Linked DNA regions of Mus musculus: region 1 is linked to region 2. The links are chromatin loops, found by intact Hi-C in ENCODE. Cell type or tissue: left cerebral cortex. All regions are shown on one strand. Each heading gives the region's core, and the rest is flanking DNA. Links, peaks and the distances in the headings are about the cores only. Region 1 holds the start of Dpp8 (dipeptidylpeptidase 8). Region 2 holds the start of Igdcc4 (immunoglobulin superfamily, DCC subclass, member 4).

Region 1 (8,233 bases), core at 1-4,000, 63 kb after region 2:
GGAACCTATTTTTTTTTTTTAATAGAAAAGTAAATTAGGAGAGGCCATCCAGATGGCTCAGTAGGGAAAGGCACCGACTGCCAAGCCTGACCATTTGAGTTCAATCTTTTGAGAGCCATATGGTAGGACAGAGCAACTCCTATAAGTTCTCCTTGGACTGCCTCATGGGAGCTGTGGTATGTGCCATGCACACACACACATAAGGAAATAAATGCACTTACAAAAAGAAAAACAGGAAAGGACGTAATGACACACCTGGAACCACAACAAACAGAAGCAAGGAAAGGGAACGTTTAAAGAGGCTGCGGGGTCACTCAGGAGTGGGACAGGTATGCTCTTAACATGCCCAGGGCCTTGAGTTCAATCCCCAGCACAGAAAAGGAAAAACATTAAGTGGGCTAGTATATTTGATTTAGACAGATCTTAAGCATAGACTAAACGGCCACAAGAAGAAGAGATGGAGCCTTGGTTAGAGCCATGGAAGCTGAGCTGACGGAAAGAGGCACAACAGAGGGTTTACAGTGTGCTCCATCTGACCAGCCTCGGGAAAGGCATCTCAAAGCAGTTTCTATCAATTTAATCAAGTCTTAGCTTAACTTTGTCAAAAAGATTATGGTCAATTACTCTCTGCCTGCAAGTAAAAATACCTAATGAAATGAATCAAAATTAACACAGCCATTGAACAGAAGTTTTTCAAATTAAAAGTGATTTTTTTTTTTCCTTTAAAAGAAAATAGTCAGCCTGGTCTATAGAGCAAGTTCCAGGACAGCCAGGGCTGCTACACAGAGAAACCCTGTCTCAAACAAACAAACAATCAAAAAACCAAAAGAAACCAAAACAAAAAAAAAAAAACAAACAAAAAAGAAAAAAAGAAAGAAAGAAACGAGTCAGGGCTGGAGAGATGGCTCAGCAGGTAGGAGCACTGACTGCTCTTCCAGAGGTCCTGCATTCAAATCCCAGCAACCACATGGTGGCTCACAACCATCTGTAATGAGATCTGACACCCTCTTCTGGTGTGTCTGAAGTCAGCTACAGTGTACTTATGTATAATAATAAATAAATAAATCTGTGGGCCAGAGCAAGCAGGGACTGAGTGAGCAGAAGTCCTAATAATTCAATTCCCAATAACCATATGAAGGCTCACAATCATCTGTACAGCTACAATGTACTCACATACATAAAATAAATAAATAAATTTAAAAGAAAGAAAGAAAGAAAGTAAAAAAGTCACAGAGTCAATTCTGGATTACAGTTGGCAGTCACACCAAAGGAGGTGCGTCCTCACTGAAAGTGCAAACTCATACTTACCAAGGTAATAGACCCTGTCTGAGTGAGGCCCATCTGGATCCGTCCTCTTTACAAACATAAAGTCATGTGGCGCCTTAGCCATCATGTAGCCGTGGTATTTTCTGGTATCAGCAAGCAGCTTTTTCAGCTGACTCCAAGAATACCGTTCGACATAAAAAGGCTCCAGTTTGGGTCGGTCCTGTGATTCACCATTTCCCTCCTCACACTCTGCAGTTTCAAATATCTCGACACCCAGCTGTTCTGTTTCCATTGCTGCTGCCATGTTGCATCTTCCTGGAAAACAAGGCACAAGAGGCTGTTTACAGGGCCGTCTTCTATCACATTATTACAATGGTACTGCCAAATAAATAAATAAATAAACAATATGCCTTTCAGCACAGCTGCAATGAAACCTAGTAGGAAAAGCTGTAGCAGTGTCCCCCACCTACACCTCTGCGCTCAGTTCCAAAAAGACTTTTTTTTTTTTTTTAAATTGAGGTCATGTCAATTTCACAGTGACTATAAATCCCTTTTGGGAACTTTTTATAAAAGGCTCTCCTTGGGTATCTCCTGCCAAAATTCCTTTTCCTTTCCCACACTGGAAGGAAACAGGCCATGTGCCAGTTGGCTGCTACATTCCACTCCAGAGCATGTCAATAGTGAAGTTATGTGCCAGAGGAGGTAAGGGTTTTTGCATTTTAAAAAGTAACACAGCTAACAAATGCTGACTGCTGTTTCTAAAATGTAACAAATTAGAACAGTAACAACATTGTTACAATGAACTTTTAACAACCTAGGGCAGTAACCTAAGAAAATACATTGTTTTCTCTTACTGAGAGGGACTCCTAACAACTAAACACAGACTGATACATTGCAACCCTTCTGCTCTTCTCTAGACTCTATAGAGTACTTGTGATACTTAGTGTTTACTGATGGTCACTTGACTACTCTTCCTGATTATGTAGCTTCTGTTCAAAAAAGGAAAAGGCTGTCTGTAAGTGGCTTTAGTGAGTCTATGTAGTCAAAGAGGAAAGCATATGGTTTATAAGTCTGTCTCCAATTTACCAGTTCAATACCGTAATTATTTAAAAGCCTTGAAAACTGATTATGCCTATTTTACAAACCCAGAAGATACACTTTCCCCCTTGATCTTTTCTGATATTTAAACGTGACATGAACAAAGTATCAGAGAAAAATAAATACAACAAGGCTATCAGGAAACCTTGTAGAGATGTAGCTCAGTAGTCGGGTCAATCTTAGTTCTACAAACTGAAACAAATTACATTGTAATCACGTTTCACATAATCATTAACTACTTCTCCAACAATCAATAGATGGCTGTGTATTTAAGATGATGTCTTTCTTTTAAAGCTCAGCTTTACAGTTAACATCAATTCATGGTAAGAAGTTATCTGCAATCTAGTAAGTAACCCAAAGGTGTAGGCTGAGAGTCAGTCCACCTAACTTGAATTACTGGTATGCAAAAGTGCTGAACTGTGAGTAGTCGGGCATTGTATCATTTTCTGAGCATGATACTATCATTTCTAATGTTAACAATAACCAATAACAAAGTCGTCCAAATACTGTTACATCAGGTATAATTGTAACACTCTGATCCAGGGCTCCACTGACTAAAATCTGACAGAGAATTGACTGAGTCTCAAGAGTATCAAGTGACAGTACCTGAGAGTGGTGGTTGTTGGCCCAACTAAAAGCTAGGAGGCCTACTTTCAATCATGTCAAAGGACCTAGTCTTCTGAGGGAGCAAGGGACTAAAATGAAAAGAATCCAACTCAGTTTCCTTAAGTGGGAAATCTCATCTCTCCTCTACCCCTTGCAAGTACAAGGCCAAGGAACAGAAAAGAGCAACACAGTAGACATCTAGAGTTTTACTGCCTAGCTGGAGTCATTAACACCTTTAGAGTCCTTCTATGTAAAAATTCACACCAACTTCTATTTAAAAACTGGAATTTCTGAATGGACTGTACTAGTCTCCACACATATACACACAGTACAGTTTAAATGACAGTCTGTCACTCTATTGACAGTAAATAGTCTGCACAACAGGGGCTGTGCAATTCATGCAACTGTGTAACTAATTTCCAGGATTCCCCCCATACTCTCTATATACAAATATGTCCTCAGAATATGTGGCCTGAATTTCCTAAAACTCAGCCCTATCCATTCTCAGCATTATGCACATATTTCACAGCCCCACCCTCTCCACTTCTGGACCTTCCCTGGTGCCTACCTGATGGTATTTTCATCTGCTCAGATCTCTTCTACTTTCAAAGAGATCATTTTCACCTGGCCCAACTTTAAGCACAGATCTCTCCGTTCATCCTGATCTCTTCTCACAGGAATCTTTCCTTTTCTCACCATCCAATCCTGCTTACCAGATAAGAGATGTTAATCATTAAAATGGACCATATACGGTCGAAAAAATATAAGCCTAAAAATCCCCAAATATTTAACTGATAGATTTCCTGTTAGTGTAATATGGAATGCCTGAATTCTTTGGGATCTCCAACTTGTCAAAACTGTGTTTGTGTTGATAGGTCTTACAAACCCTATGCAGGTCTTGAATTTAGTCCTCTTGCTTCAGCTTCCTGAGTGTGGAAATTGCAGACCTTTGCTAATGAGCTCGACCCTAAGATTACTTTTTTTCCAGAAATGTATAACTCAAATTGCGTAGTTAAGTTCTAACAGTAGGTGTAAATCTTGATGTCCAGACACATTCAAGGGAAAATGATAGGTTTTAAAAACTGCAAAAGCGGACCAGAGATGGCTCAGCAGTTAAGAGTTAATAATGATATTGCAGAGGCCCCAAGTTTGGTTCTCAGTAGCCATTTCTGGCTGCTCACAACCACCCATAAGACCAGTTCTCAGGGGGATCCAATACCTCTGGTTTCTATGGGAACTGCACTCACATGCACATACCCTCACGCATACACACAAACCTTTTTAAAAAGGCATATAGATGTGAGGTGTCAACTGTAAAGCCTTGACTTTGGCGGATGTAATGTATTTCTAGGGTCAGGGAATTAGTTCAAAAGGCAAAAGCACTGTGGCAGAAACCCAAAGATCCCAGGGAAGCCAGGGGAGCATTGGAGCGGCTGTCAATCCAGCAGCCCGAATGCAGCAAGGGAGGCATACATAGGAGAACCGCTGAAGTTGATCAGCTAGCCTGGGATACACAGCAATTGCGACTCTGCCTCAACGAAGTGTAAAGGGAGGACTCCCAAAAGTTATCCTCCGACTTCCACACGATCCCGAAGACATGTGCGTGTAGAGCCGCGAGCACACACAAGCACACACACACACAAAGACAGAATTTATTTCTATGTGCCTATGTTCCTTTTACATGATGTCATAACGAGCTGATGAAAGAATAAATTCAGTACAATAAAAAATGTGTATTATAGGTCATTGTTTGCAGAAAGGGAACTTGAATTTAACAACTAAATTTTGTTCACTTCTCTGTTTGTAGCCAAGGTTAATCTTGAACTCAAGATCCTCTTGCCTCGGCCTCGCAAATGCTGGGGTTACAGGTATGCAGCACTATACCCAGCTACAATTTCTGACAAAGCTGTCCTATTCTTTAAGAGTACTCCATTTTGCCTTCTTTTTCTTGCCATAATATTGAGAATAAGTGAGATAGGTAGCTTTTCTAAAAAATAATCACGAAGCCAGTTGATAGTCTAGCTTAGGGGGAAAAATGTGTGTTATTTTTGCAACAGTAAATAATATGTTATCAGTTTAGACTCCAAGCTCTGTATGCCACATAGAGATGAAGAAGCTATGTGGCAAGAGGAGGGTAAAAATGTTAGCAGCAATAGGCTAAGAGTCAAGACACCTCCCCAAAGCGCGAAGCCCCTCATTCTGAAAAATGACATATTGTGTTAAAAAGAGCTTCGGGATTCTTGGGGTGGGGTCTCTAGAAATGGCATCCCGTAGCTTTTTACGGTAAGAACCAATCAGTCGTCTAGACCCTGCACACCTCACTGGAGCCTAGCCATTTCACTTTTCTGTGTCTACAGCTGAGAAAGTTTATCCGACGTAAAGGGCTTGAAAGCTATGAATGAGGAAGGAGGAGAGGTGTGGCAGCGAATGTGGCGCGAGAGGACAGTAGGAACAGCAAGGCTTAGTTAAAAGAGGATGAGCAAGCTGGACAGGAAGGGCAAGGACCCTGCTGCGAATGCGTGGAACAGAATGGCAGCGAGACAGTGAGCGCGGAGGGATGGATCTAGAGTGAAGCAGGAGGGAGGGAGGAAGGAACACCCGGCTAGGGGAAAGCAGCGAGTCCAAAGGCGAATCCCATCCGCCACTGGCGGACCTCAGGCGAACCCCTTCGCCTCTGCGGATTTCCGTTTCCTCCTCCGAATGCCCGGACTGTCCCCGGCATCCCAACCCAAGCCAGGCTCTATCAAGATAACGGACGTGGGAGTCCGAGCGGGCAGCAGCCAGCGTTCAGGGGCGCCCAGTGAACGTTGGCAGCCTCGCAATCCGAGTGTGCGCTTCCTCTTCCGGCCAACGGGGCCCAGCCACCCGCTCTCCCGGCGGGAGCGGCCCGAGGGCGGCCGGCCGGAGCTCCGTGGCCTCGCGGGCGCAGGGGAGGGAGAGCGGGCGGATACTGCACCTTCCCCCCGGGCCCGCCCGGACCGTCCGGATGCGCTATGGAGCGGGCCTACGCCGCTTCATGCCGCGCCGCCTCCGCTCCCGTCGGGGCCACAGCAGCTTCCTCGGCGGCGGCCCCCGCGGCCCCCAGGCAGCGGACGAAGGGACTTAAAAGCGGCGGAGGCGAAGACAGCACCGGAGGCCTCGGCACTTCCGGTTCCCCGAGCCCCGCCCTCCGACAGAGGAAGGCTAGCGGCCGGACCAAGAAAGGATGACTCTCGCTTCTGTGCGCGAGGGGGCCCCACAGCGCCACCGAGCGGCGGGAGGAGGTGCCGCACGTGGACTGCCTGACAGGAGGGAAAACATACAAGGTTAGAAGAGAAAGCAACATTCACCCCACCTCTGTTAGCTACTCAAAGTAAATAAACTTCATGTTCACTGGCCGGTGGGATGGCTCAGCAGGTACAGGCACCTGGGCCTACAAGATTTCTGAAAGAACAAGCCAGGTCCAGCAGGCGCTTATCCAACCTCTATATCCAATCTCTGTCTGTCTCTGTCTCCCTCTCTCTGTCTCTCTGTCTCCCTGTCTCTGTCTCTCTGTCTCTCTCTCTCACTCACACACACATCCCTGCGTTAGAGCAGAAAGCCAAAATTCCTGCCTTTTTGAGATGACAGAGGCCAACCATGGCTTTGGAGACCTCAGCATTACAGTTATGACGGAAAAAAACAAACAAACAAATGTGAATTTGGATACAGAAATTTTTCTTTTCTTTTCTTTTTTCTTTTTTTAATTTTTTTTTCAGTGACGTTTACATTTTATTTACGTCAGTAGCACTAAAATACATTCCTCCTTGAGGGTCACATTTCCACAACACACATTAACACCAATCCATACTCCATAAGTGCCCACACCACCTCCCACCAAAACCAAGCAAACTCAGCAAACACTTCCTGGTCACTTCCTCAAAACCCGGGTGGGTCCTGTCCCGGCTCCTAGCTACGGCAGTGCCCAGAACTCACAAAGCTTCCCCTTTCCACACTGCGGACCCATCTCAAGCTCACCAACACTGTTCATCATGTGCTCATTTTTTTCTTTTTTTTTTTTTTTTTAACTAATTGATTATTTATTTTATGTATATGAGTGCTCTATCAGCATGTACACCTGCATGCCAGAAGAGGGCATCAGATCCCATTATAGATGACTGTGAGCCACCATGTGGTTGCTGGGAATTAAACTCTGGACCTCTGGAGCAGCAGCCAGCGCTCTTAACCTCTGAACCATCATCTCTCTAGCCTCCAGAACTTTAATGTTAAAGATCTTTAGTAGACCACCCATTCTTTGTTGGGTTGGGGTCTTCTCTCTGTAAATGGATATAACAACATTGGCATTCAGTAGTGATAAAAGCTAACAATGCCTGTGGCACTGAGACATGAAAGATGGAGAAATAAGGCCTGGAGGTGGCTGCTACACTGAGAGGCAGGTCCCTTGACCCATCATTTATTTCCTAATCCACACTGTACGTTAGCTGAGGGAAAGAGTGGGGAAAGAAGTGTAAAGGTAGCTGGGAAAGTAGGCAGAGACCAGACTGGTGGAGGAGCTATGCCTCCCCAGTTCCTGTTACTGTCTTTGGGAGCTGTGTATCAGTGGGATTATTGTAATGGCATTAAGAGAGGACCCACAGGCACCATGTCCTACTGCAGTGTGTACTGACCCACTGTGAGGTTAAAGGAGCCTTCCCTTGAATTTTTTTCTTTTTTCTTTTTGATGTTGAGCTCCCTAAAAGAAAGGACAGTAGGGGCTGGAGAGACGGCTCAGTGGTTAGGAGTACCAACTGCTTTTCCAGAGGTCCCGAGTTCAATTCCCAGCAACCACATGGTGGCTCACAACCATCTGTAATGGGATCCGATGCTGTCTTCTAGTATGTCTGAGGACAGACAGTACTCTCATATATGTAAAATAAATAAAATCTTTTAAAAGAGAAAAAGAACAGTGGTTTTCTCTAAGTATCCCATTTGACGTCTCTGATCTGAGAGCACGTTTTAAGACTCTAAATACATACACCTACTCCATTATCAAAATACAGTGTGCTATCTTGAATTTCCTTTGGGCTCATGGATTCTCTATCATTTGCTGACGCTATTCTCAAATCTGGGCCCACAAAGAGCGAGGGAAAAGGACACATCTGATTTTTGTGCAGTTTGCGTCCTCATAATGAATTAGAAGAAAGGCCTGGTGGTACAGGCTGGAAATCCCAGTACTCAGGAAGTTGAGGCAGGAGGATTCTGTCTGAGTTCAGGACCAGTCTGGACAACAGAGACAGAGACAGAG
Region 2 (8,693 bases), core at 2,289-6,288:
GTCAAAAGCACTGGCTACGCGTCATGACCACCTGGGTCCAGTTTCCAGCACCCACATGGTGGCTCCCAACCATGTAACTGCAGTTCCAGTGGATCTGACACTATCAGCTGGCTTCCACAGGCACTGGGCACACATACATGGTGCATAGACGAACACATATAATAAAATAACAAACAAAAAGTCGTCAGTCTATGCTCACACCCTACTGATTCCACTTGCTCAGTATCTTTAGAATCCAGCCACCCAAGCTACTATTCCACTGGCTGCCACCACTCTCTCTTGGATGGCCACCTCTTCCCCAGGACAGGGGCGCTTCCCTCAGTGGGGCAGGAGGGTCTCAGGCCAGAAACTTCAGTGAGACTGGCACTGCACTTTGTGAGCTGGGACTTCCTCCTTCGCCTCCTCTCTGGATATGAGGCCCACCCCTCCCCCACCTGCCCAACTCCCACCGCCATATTCTAAACTCCAGCCAGATTTAGCTTGATGCAATGATGTGAATTAAATCGCCTCCCAGCGTTGGCACCCCCTGCTTGATCTGGAAGACTCCTCCCTCTGCAGGGCTGGCTTTTCCTCTCTCCATCGTTTTCTTCAGAACCTTTCCAGGTCTCCCCAGGAGGAGCCTCTCTTCTGCAGTACCTTGCTAGTCCTGGCTCCTTGTCCTGACCCTATGACGGACAGTCTGGGTCTAGGGCCTTATTCACCACGTTCTGGGCATCAGGCACATGTTAACCTATAAAGAGTGCTCAGCAAATACTGTGAAAAGAAGGGAAGACCTCCACTCTGTAGGGGTGTCTGCAGACTGCAGAGGTTTACACACTCAAAGGAGGTTAAACCAGGGTAAGAATAGTAGTTGCAGTAGCCAGTCAGGTAGCAGACAGGGAGAATCCCAATGCCCGCTCCTCAGTCAGTTCACTGGGAAGAAGAGTCCAGTCTCCCAACACTCTACCCGGTGTCCCGGCCTGAAGCCTCAGAAGTATTTAATAAAGCGCGGGTGCGGTTGCCAGCCAGGATCCCGCGTTCCTGGAGCTTTGGGAAGAACAGGAGGGAGGAGGAGGAGGAGGAAGAGGAGGAGGGGAAGTGCAACTATTCCTTAATCCTTTGGGCTCCGCAAAGACAGACAAGACACCTCTCTGACATTTCCCTGGCGCCGCGTTCACCTGACAACTCCGGGCCCTCCCGCTTCTGCGGCCCAGCCCCACGCACCGAGCTTCTATGGGCTCCCAGCCGGGTTCAGGGTCTCGGAGGGAAAGGGGCGTGTCTTGCGGGGAGAGCAAGGGTCCGAGCTGTTTCCAGCACTCTCCCACCCGCTGTTTTCCTGGAGATGGGCCTGGGGTTGGCCCAGCGGAGGCTCCTTTCCACCACCCCCCGCCTCCCTCCCTGTCTCCCTCCCACGTGGCCTGGCCCAGTCTCTCTGGAAAGCCGCAGCAGCTGGAGAAAAATCCCCCTCCCCACCCCCACTGCCAAGTCCCTCCCCGACTCGCCCCGGACACATCCTTAACTCCCCCCTCGGCAGGGAAGGCAAGAAGTAATCGAACAAAGCGGGCAGCCCATCCCCCTCCAGGCCCTACCACCTAACCTCCTTTGGGCTGTCCCCCAAACGCACACCCCACTGAGAGTGAGAGGGCCGGGGGTGGTAAAAACAGCTTTGGCATACACACTTGGACACTTCGTCTCCCCCCGCCCCCAGTCCTTTCTTTGGTGTGGACAGTTGTGATCCTTACCCTTGACCCTACCCAACACTAGGACCTGGGCACTGGAGGGGGCCTTGCTGATCTCGTCCACGCTTCCCTGGTCCGCCCTTGGGGGTGGGGCAGGAGTGACACGCGTCCCATCCAGAGAGCGAGTGTTGGACGCGTTCGGCAAAGCAACTGGTTTCCTGCCCTTCCCCCAGCCCCACTCCGAACCCTGGGTTTGGGTCCACAACACCTCCACATTCCCCCAACCTCCCTAGCTGGCCCCAGGGGCCACACCCATTGGGCAAAGTTGAGTGTGGTTTTTCTCACCGCCGCCCCCATCAAGAGCAAGGACACTCCCCAAAAGCCAAGGCCAAATATTAGCTCAGTCCCATCCAGTTACACACGCACCCGACACAAATGGAGGTGTAAGTGTACACTCCCTCCCCGCCCGCTCTCTCAGGCACACTCGCGACCGCGAGACGCTTGCGGGCAGGGCAGAATCATGTCCCGCTTGCAGCCACCCGCGCGCTGGCGATGCTACCCGGCGCCTTAGGCACGCGCTGTGGACACGTTCCCCCGCAGGACACCCCCACCCCCGCAGGACACACACATGCAAACCTCACATGCACAAGGGCCACGCGCAGGGGGACACGCACGGTGCCAGGCTGTGCACAGCAAGGACACACACCCCCTGGGGGCAAGTCCCCACAGCCCCCGGCGCGCAAGCATCGCGGGCGCCGGGGACGCCCACTCGCGACTGCGGCCACCCGGGCCCTTACCGCGCGCGGACAGCAGGCAGAAGGTCAGCACCAGGAGCCCGCGGCCCGTGTCCGCCCGCGCCATAGGGCCGGGCTCGGGCCGCTGCCGCCGCGTCCGGGCGCCTGGGCCGCCGCCGGGGGAGGGCGCGCCGGGCGTCAGTGGCTCCGGGAGGCGCGGCGCCGCGGGCGGGGGCGCGGCCTCCGGGGCCGGGGCCCGAGCGGGGGCCGGCGCGGGGGCCGGGGCCGCGGCCAGCTCGCCCGCCCCTCCATCGCCATCTTGGGCTAGCGGCCCACGCGGGGGCGCCCCGCCAGTGTGGCCACCCTGCACCACAGGGGACACGCGCCCGCGCGCCACCAGCCTGCTCCTGCGGCTCACTCAGCACGCGGGAGCCTCCCGCTCCTCGGGTCACCTCAGGCTCCTTTCTGTTCATCTTTTTACCTGAGCCTCTGGATCTCTGTTCCCTAACCCTACCATGACTCTACCTTCAGGGTCGCCTCCACCTCTGTTCCAGGCTCAGTTCACTGAGACCTGTCCTTTTCCAACTCACAGCCTGACCTGAATCCTGTTTAGCCTCTCCACAGGCTGCACCAACAGACTCTCTGAGGACACTACAATTCCTTGTCCCCGCTACCTCTTCCATGCCAAGCTGAGGGATTCTCTTGGCTTCCTTCCTTCCTCCTCAGTAGCCAACCCAGTCTGTACTGTGTTCCACCTCTGTGAGGGACAACGAAGACTTGCTTACCACCATTTTACATACCTGCATACTGGGAATATTTGGGTTTGTAGTGGGGACTCCCTAAGGACAGGAGGCTTAAAGCAGCAGGTGCAGGGCCTGCTAATGGTGTTGAGCCTCCACCGGTCCACTCTCTTTTTCAGAACTGCCTCTTTTCCAACTGAGCTGGCCAGGTTAGTTGCCTCAGTGTGTCTAAAGCTGGGGGAATCAAATGTCAGGTTGGGTTGGGGAGAGAAAAACATACTAAACGTCTATTTAAAATGATGCGTTTGTGATGGGAGAGATGGCTCAGCGGTTAGAGTGCTTATTGCATTTGCAGAGGACCTAGATTTGGTTCCGGTACCCACCCAGGCGACTCACATCAGTCTGTAACTCTAGCTCCAGGAGGTCTGATACCACTGGGCTCTGTGGCATCTGCACCTACAAGCAGACACACAATTAGATACAATTTAAAATAAATAAAAATTATATATATATATCCGGATTTTGAGGCTAGAGAGGTGGCCCAGTGGCTAGAGTGCTTCCTGCCCTAACAAAGGACCTGGGTTCTGCTCCCAGCACCCATATGACAGCCATAACCATCTGTAATTCCATTTCCAATGAATCTGATGCCCTCTTCTGGGCTTTGTAGGCACTTTCCTGCACATGGTGCACATAAACTCATGCAAGTACACACATACACATAAAAAAAAATTTTTTTTTAAAGGAAAAATGCTACATTCTTCCTTTTCTTGTATCCATTGGCATCCCCATGATTTAGAATCATTTCCATTCCGGCTCACATGCTGCCAGTAAGTTCTATCCCTTTTGGGGAGGAAGAAGTTCCTGTACCCTCAAACCCATTATGTAGTCAAAGATGTCCTTGAGCCTTTGATCCTCTGGCCTCTGCCTCTGGAGTGCTGGGATGACCAGTATGCACCCCCAGGCCCTGTTAATGATAGCGGGGCTCTGAAACCAGGGCTCCTCACAGGTTAATCACATACTCAGCCAGCTGAGCCGCAGTCCCACTATGTCTGTACTTAGCAGATCTAAGGGACCCTGGCAAGGTCCTGCCTCAGCCTCGTTTTATCCCAGGGCTATCATTAGCAATTCATTCGATTACTCCTTCCTTGAAACCAAGTGATCTCCCGGTCCTCAGCCCTGGTCCACAGGGCTCTCATCTTTATAGGAGTGATGCTGAGCAGATACCTCCAGCCTGAACCTTCTCCCCAAGCTTGCATTTCCAGTTCCTGCTCAGCAGTTTACATCCTGATCTTCCCATCCCTCCTGCCACCTCCAGACTGCTGTCTTGCTTCCTAGAACCACAACATTCTTCCTGTAGCTCAGATCCAATATTTTTGAATTATTAATTATTAATGTATATGTGTGTGATTTGTGTGGGGTCAAACCTGGAGGTCAGAGGACAACTTTGGAATGTCCCCTGGGCTTTACCTGCTGAGCTGCCTCCAGGGCCTTGAGGCTCACGTCAAAATTGAAATCAAATCGTACACTCACCCTTGACCCCTCTCCACCTGCTTTTCCGTCCTCACCTCTCACCTGAATTGTTATGGCACCTCCCTGCCACCTTGCTGTTTCTGGCCTTTCCTCTTTGTGTGTCTTGGTCCAAACAGCAGCCAGTTCCCGTCACAGCTCTGTCAGGCTTCCATCTCAGAGAACAGAACCAAAGTCCTGCCTCTTACTACACTGCTCAACTTGTTTACCCCTCCCCAGCAACACCAACCCCTTCCCTTCCAGCCTCAAGACCTTTGCCCAGAACTGGGGATGTTAGAAATAGAGTCCTTGCCTAACACGCACGAGGCCCTGAGTTCAATGCTCATCACTGAGAAGGGGAAGAAAGAACGAGAGGAGGGGGAGGAGGAGAGGTAGAAGGAGTAAAGAGGAGGGGAGGAGGGAGCAGGCGGGATGGGGATGAGCTTTGCCATCACGAGGTGAGGTCCACTCCTCCCTACTGCAGTGTCAGGACGTCTTCCAGGAGCTAGGGATGCTGCTCACATGCTGGAGAAACCCTGGGTTCAGTTCCCAGCACTGCTTGGCCATACACGCCTGTAATCCCGCACTTTCACAGCAGAGGTGAGAGGATCCTCAGCTGTATATAAGGAGTTCAAGCCCAGGCTGGCCTGTGTGACATCCTGTCTCAAAAATAAAGTCGAATATGTCTTGCAGCTTGCTCTTCTTCCCTGCTTTTGTTTTATTTTGTTTTCTTTCTTTCTTTCTTTCTTTTTAAATTACATTTATTGGGGGCTGGAGAGATGACTCAGCAATTAGGACTACTGACTGTTCTTCCAGAGGTCCTGAGTTCAATTCCCAGCAACCACATGGTGGGAATTCACATGGTGGTGGTTCACAACCATCTGTAATGGGATCTGATATACTCTTCTGGTGGGTGTGTCTGAAGACAGTTATGGTGTACACATATACATAAACTAAATGAATCTTTTTAAAAATTAAATTTATTTAGCCAGGCAGTGGTTATACATACCTTTGTTCCCAGCACTCAGGAGGCAGAGGCAGGCAGATCTCTGGTCTACAGAGCAAACTCTGTCTTGAAAACAAAACAAAGCAAAACACACACACACACACACACACACACACCATAAAATAAATTTTAAAAGGGGTAGAGGTATGTAGTGGAGGATGGCCTTGTCTGGCATCAATGGGAGGAGAAGCCCTTGGTGCTGTGGAAGCTTGATGCCCCAGCCTAGGGGGATGCTAAAGTGGTAAGTGAGGCAGGAGTGGGTGAGTGAGTGAGTGGAGGAGCATCCTCATAGAGGCAAAGGGGAGGAGGGATGAGATGGAGGCTTGTAGAGGGGTAACCGGGAAGAAGAATATCATTTGAAATGTAAATGAATAAAATGATTAATAAAAATAAAGTAAAATATGTTGTGTTTAAAAAGGGGGGTGCCCCGGGCAGTGGTGGCACGCGCCTTTAATCCCAGCACTTGGGAGGCAGAGGCAGGCGGATTTCTGAGTTCGAGGCCAGCCTGGTCTACAGAGTGAGTTCCAGGACAGCCAGGGCTACAGAGAAACTCTGTCTCGAAAAACCAAAATAAATAAATAAATAAAATAAAATAAAATAAAAATAAATAAATAAATAAAAAGGGGGTGGGGTGGGGGAGAAGACAGATCCGCTGTTGTCTGCACAGGTACCACAGCTCTGTGGGGGCACAGAGCTGAAGGTTCCTGCCCGCTGCATGGTGCTTGAGTTGGTGAGCACGGTTGTAATGCTCTGTGGTGTACCAGTTTTGATTGGAAACAGGGAGTCGGGACACCCACGCCAGACTTAGTGAACCAGGAAGGGTTTACTAGAAAGTTTTAGTAGGAAGAACCCAGGAAGTGTGAACTTCTAGCCCAGGTGCAGGGGCAAAGCAAGCAGAGGCTGGGCTGCACAGGTGGACTTGTGTCTTTCCAAAGCAGTTGAAGAGTTAATTTGAGGAATGAAAGTGTCAACAAATGGCACTGTCTAAAGAGCTAAATTCCACAAGCCACCAAAAGGGTCAGCTAACTTTTCTCTATTCCCATCTCAGCATTGGGGGTGCAGCTCAGGGATGGTTGTGTGTGCTTAGTAGCATATGCAGACCACAGATTCAACCAGAAAGTAAAAAGGGAAAATAAAAATGTACTAAGCCATAGACTCTAGAACAGTGGTTCTCAATCTTCCTAATCCCGGAATCCTTTTATATGGTTCCTCTTGTGGTTGCTATTTCATAACTATAATTTTGCTACTTTTATGAATAATGATGTAGATATCTGTGTTTTCTGATGGTTTTAAATGACCCGTGAAAGGGTCACTCAACACCCAGGGATCTTGACCCACAGGTTGAGAACCTCTTCTCTGTATGACTTGTAAGCATGAGAGGAGAGGAAGGTGGACAGGCCTGGAGCAGCCAAACCTAGAACAGTGAAGTAGAATGTGGCTCTTGCCAGGCCTCTGTGGCCTTGGGTGACTTCTGTTCTCCTCTCTCTGGGCTTTGGCTCCATCCTTGAGAAACTCTGAGGGCTAGGATGTGATGGACATTTCGTTTGTTTGTTTGTTTTGTTTGTTTGTTATTGTTTTTCGAGACAGGGTTTCTCTGTGTAGCCCTGGCTGTCCTGGAACTCACTTTGTAGACCAGGCTGGCCTCAATCTCAGAAATCCGCTTGCCTCTGCCTCCCAAATGCTGGGATTAAAGGCATGCGCTACCACGCCCGGCCCTGTGATGGACATTTCTAATCTGTAAGTACAAAGATGTCACATGTTTAAAAGTAAGCGTGGTACCTGCTTTATTGTTACTGTTGTTGTTATTTATTATTGTTTTAAAGTTACATTTCCTGGGGCTGGGGAGATGGCCCAGCAGTTAGAGCACTGGCTGTTCTTCCAGTGGGTCCAAGTTAAATTCCCAGCACCCACTTGGCCACTCACAACTGTCTGTAATTCAGCTCCAAATGATTTGACACCCTTGCACAGACATATATGCAGGCAGAAAACCAATGTACACAAAATAAAAATAAATAAGTCATTAAAATAAAATCAAATTGCTTTTATGTTTTTATTGCCTGTGTATGGGTGCACAGAGCATGGCGTGCAGGTGCAGCTCTCTCCTGTCTGTTCAGGGGGCTGAACTCAGGTCATCAGGCTTGGTGGCCTTTACCCACAGAGCCACTCCCGCTATTTTATTTATTTATTTATTTATTTATCTAAATACTGAAACAACTCTCTATATTTAAACAGTCTAGGAAGTTTGCAGCCATCAACTGTTTCTGTGGAATTTCAGGTGCAGTTGGGAATTCGGGAGTCCAGAGGGAAACTTCTGAGTGGTGACCTTGTAGGTAAAGTGCGTGTGTACTTTAGCTAGCTCCTGTGAAGGGGTGGCTCTAAAAATGAACCTCATTGCTTTTGTATCAGCAAACTGACGAGGCCCCCGGATGGCCTCTATGGCTCCTGAGATCAGTGGCTGTTTTCTTTTACAGCAAATTTAAGAGCATCAGTGGATGCTGTTTGACTCAGAGTCAGGGCCTTCTCAGCACATGGGCTCCCTCCTCTCCATCCATTATGTTCTTAGAACAGCTACTTTTTTTTAAAAGGCTTATTTATTTTATGGATGTGAGTACACTGTTACTGTCTTCAGACACACCAGAAGAGGGCATCAGATCCCATGGTTGTGAACTACCATGTGGTTGTTGGGAATTGAACCCAGAATCTCTGGAAGAGCAGTCAGTGCTCCTAACTGCTGAGCCATCTCTCCAGCCCATTTTAATTTTTTAATCAATAAAACAAAATATTCTATTATTTTCAAATAATATTTTCATGGAAAGCTCCCAAGTATGTGAGGAATATTTCCAAGGCCAGTGAAGCTCAATGCTATGGAAAGAAGAAATAGAAGCACAGAGAAATTAACTCATTTGTTTAAGGTCACACAATAGGTAATGGATCAGAGAGACAAAGTGGTCGGACTCTAAGTCAAAACCCACGGTCCTCATTGTTTCCTCCTCTGCCTCTTAGGGGTTCACCCAGCCTATCACTCTTGTCACTGGGACTTTCTGTTTAC

Evidence for each region. Hi-C counts contacts between places; a loop is a spot of excess contacts. Peaks named below come from ENCODE experiments on the same cell type or tissue, not always from the same donor. Only the 100,000 strongest peaks of a DNase experiment are listed, where the experiment ranks them.
Region 1: a loop joins it to region 2, with 2.1 times the contacts of the local background. A loop is called at or near these places in 3 of 42 quality-filtered maps.

Annotation. Positions count from the first base shown.
Region 1 is chr9:65,030,317-65,038,549 of GRCm38, reverse strand. Dpp8 (dipeptidylpeptidase 8) reads right to left here and starts at 6,092. Exons shown (of 21, transcript NM_028906.2): 1 at 5,927-6,092; 2 at 3,539-3,675; 3 at 1,309-1,581. The coding sequence starts at 3,554. It overlaps Gm39362 (a long non-coding RNA gene), which reads left to right and starts at 7,138. Exons shown (of 3, transcript XR_870867.3): 1 at 7,138-8,233. In left cerebral cortex, for the core only: no CTCF peak of the experiment used is centred there; DNase peaks (open chromatin) are centred at 1,452 and 1,888; H3K27ac peaks cover 1,112 bases.
Region 2 is chr9:65,095,361-65,104,053 of GRCm38, reverse strand. Igdcc4 (immunoglobulin superfamily, DCC subclass, member 4) reads right to left here and starts at 2,568. Exons shown (of 20, transcript NM_020043.3): 1 at 2,456-2,568. The coding sequence starts at 2,519. In left cerebral cortex, for the core only: a CTCF peak has its summit at 3,809 (motif pointing left); DNase peaks (open chromatin) are centred at 2,820 and 3,025; H3K4me3 peaks cover 728 bases; H3K27ac peaks cover 874 bases.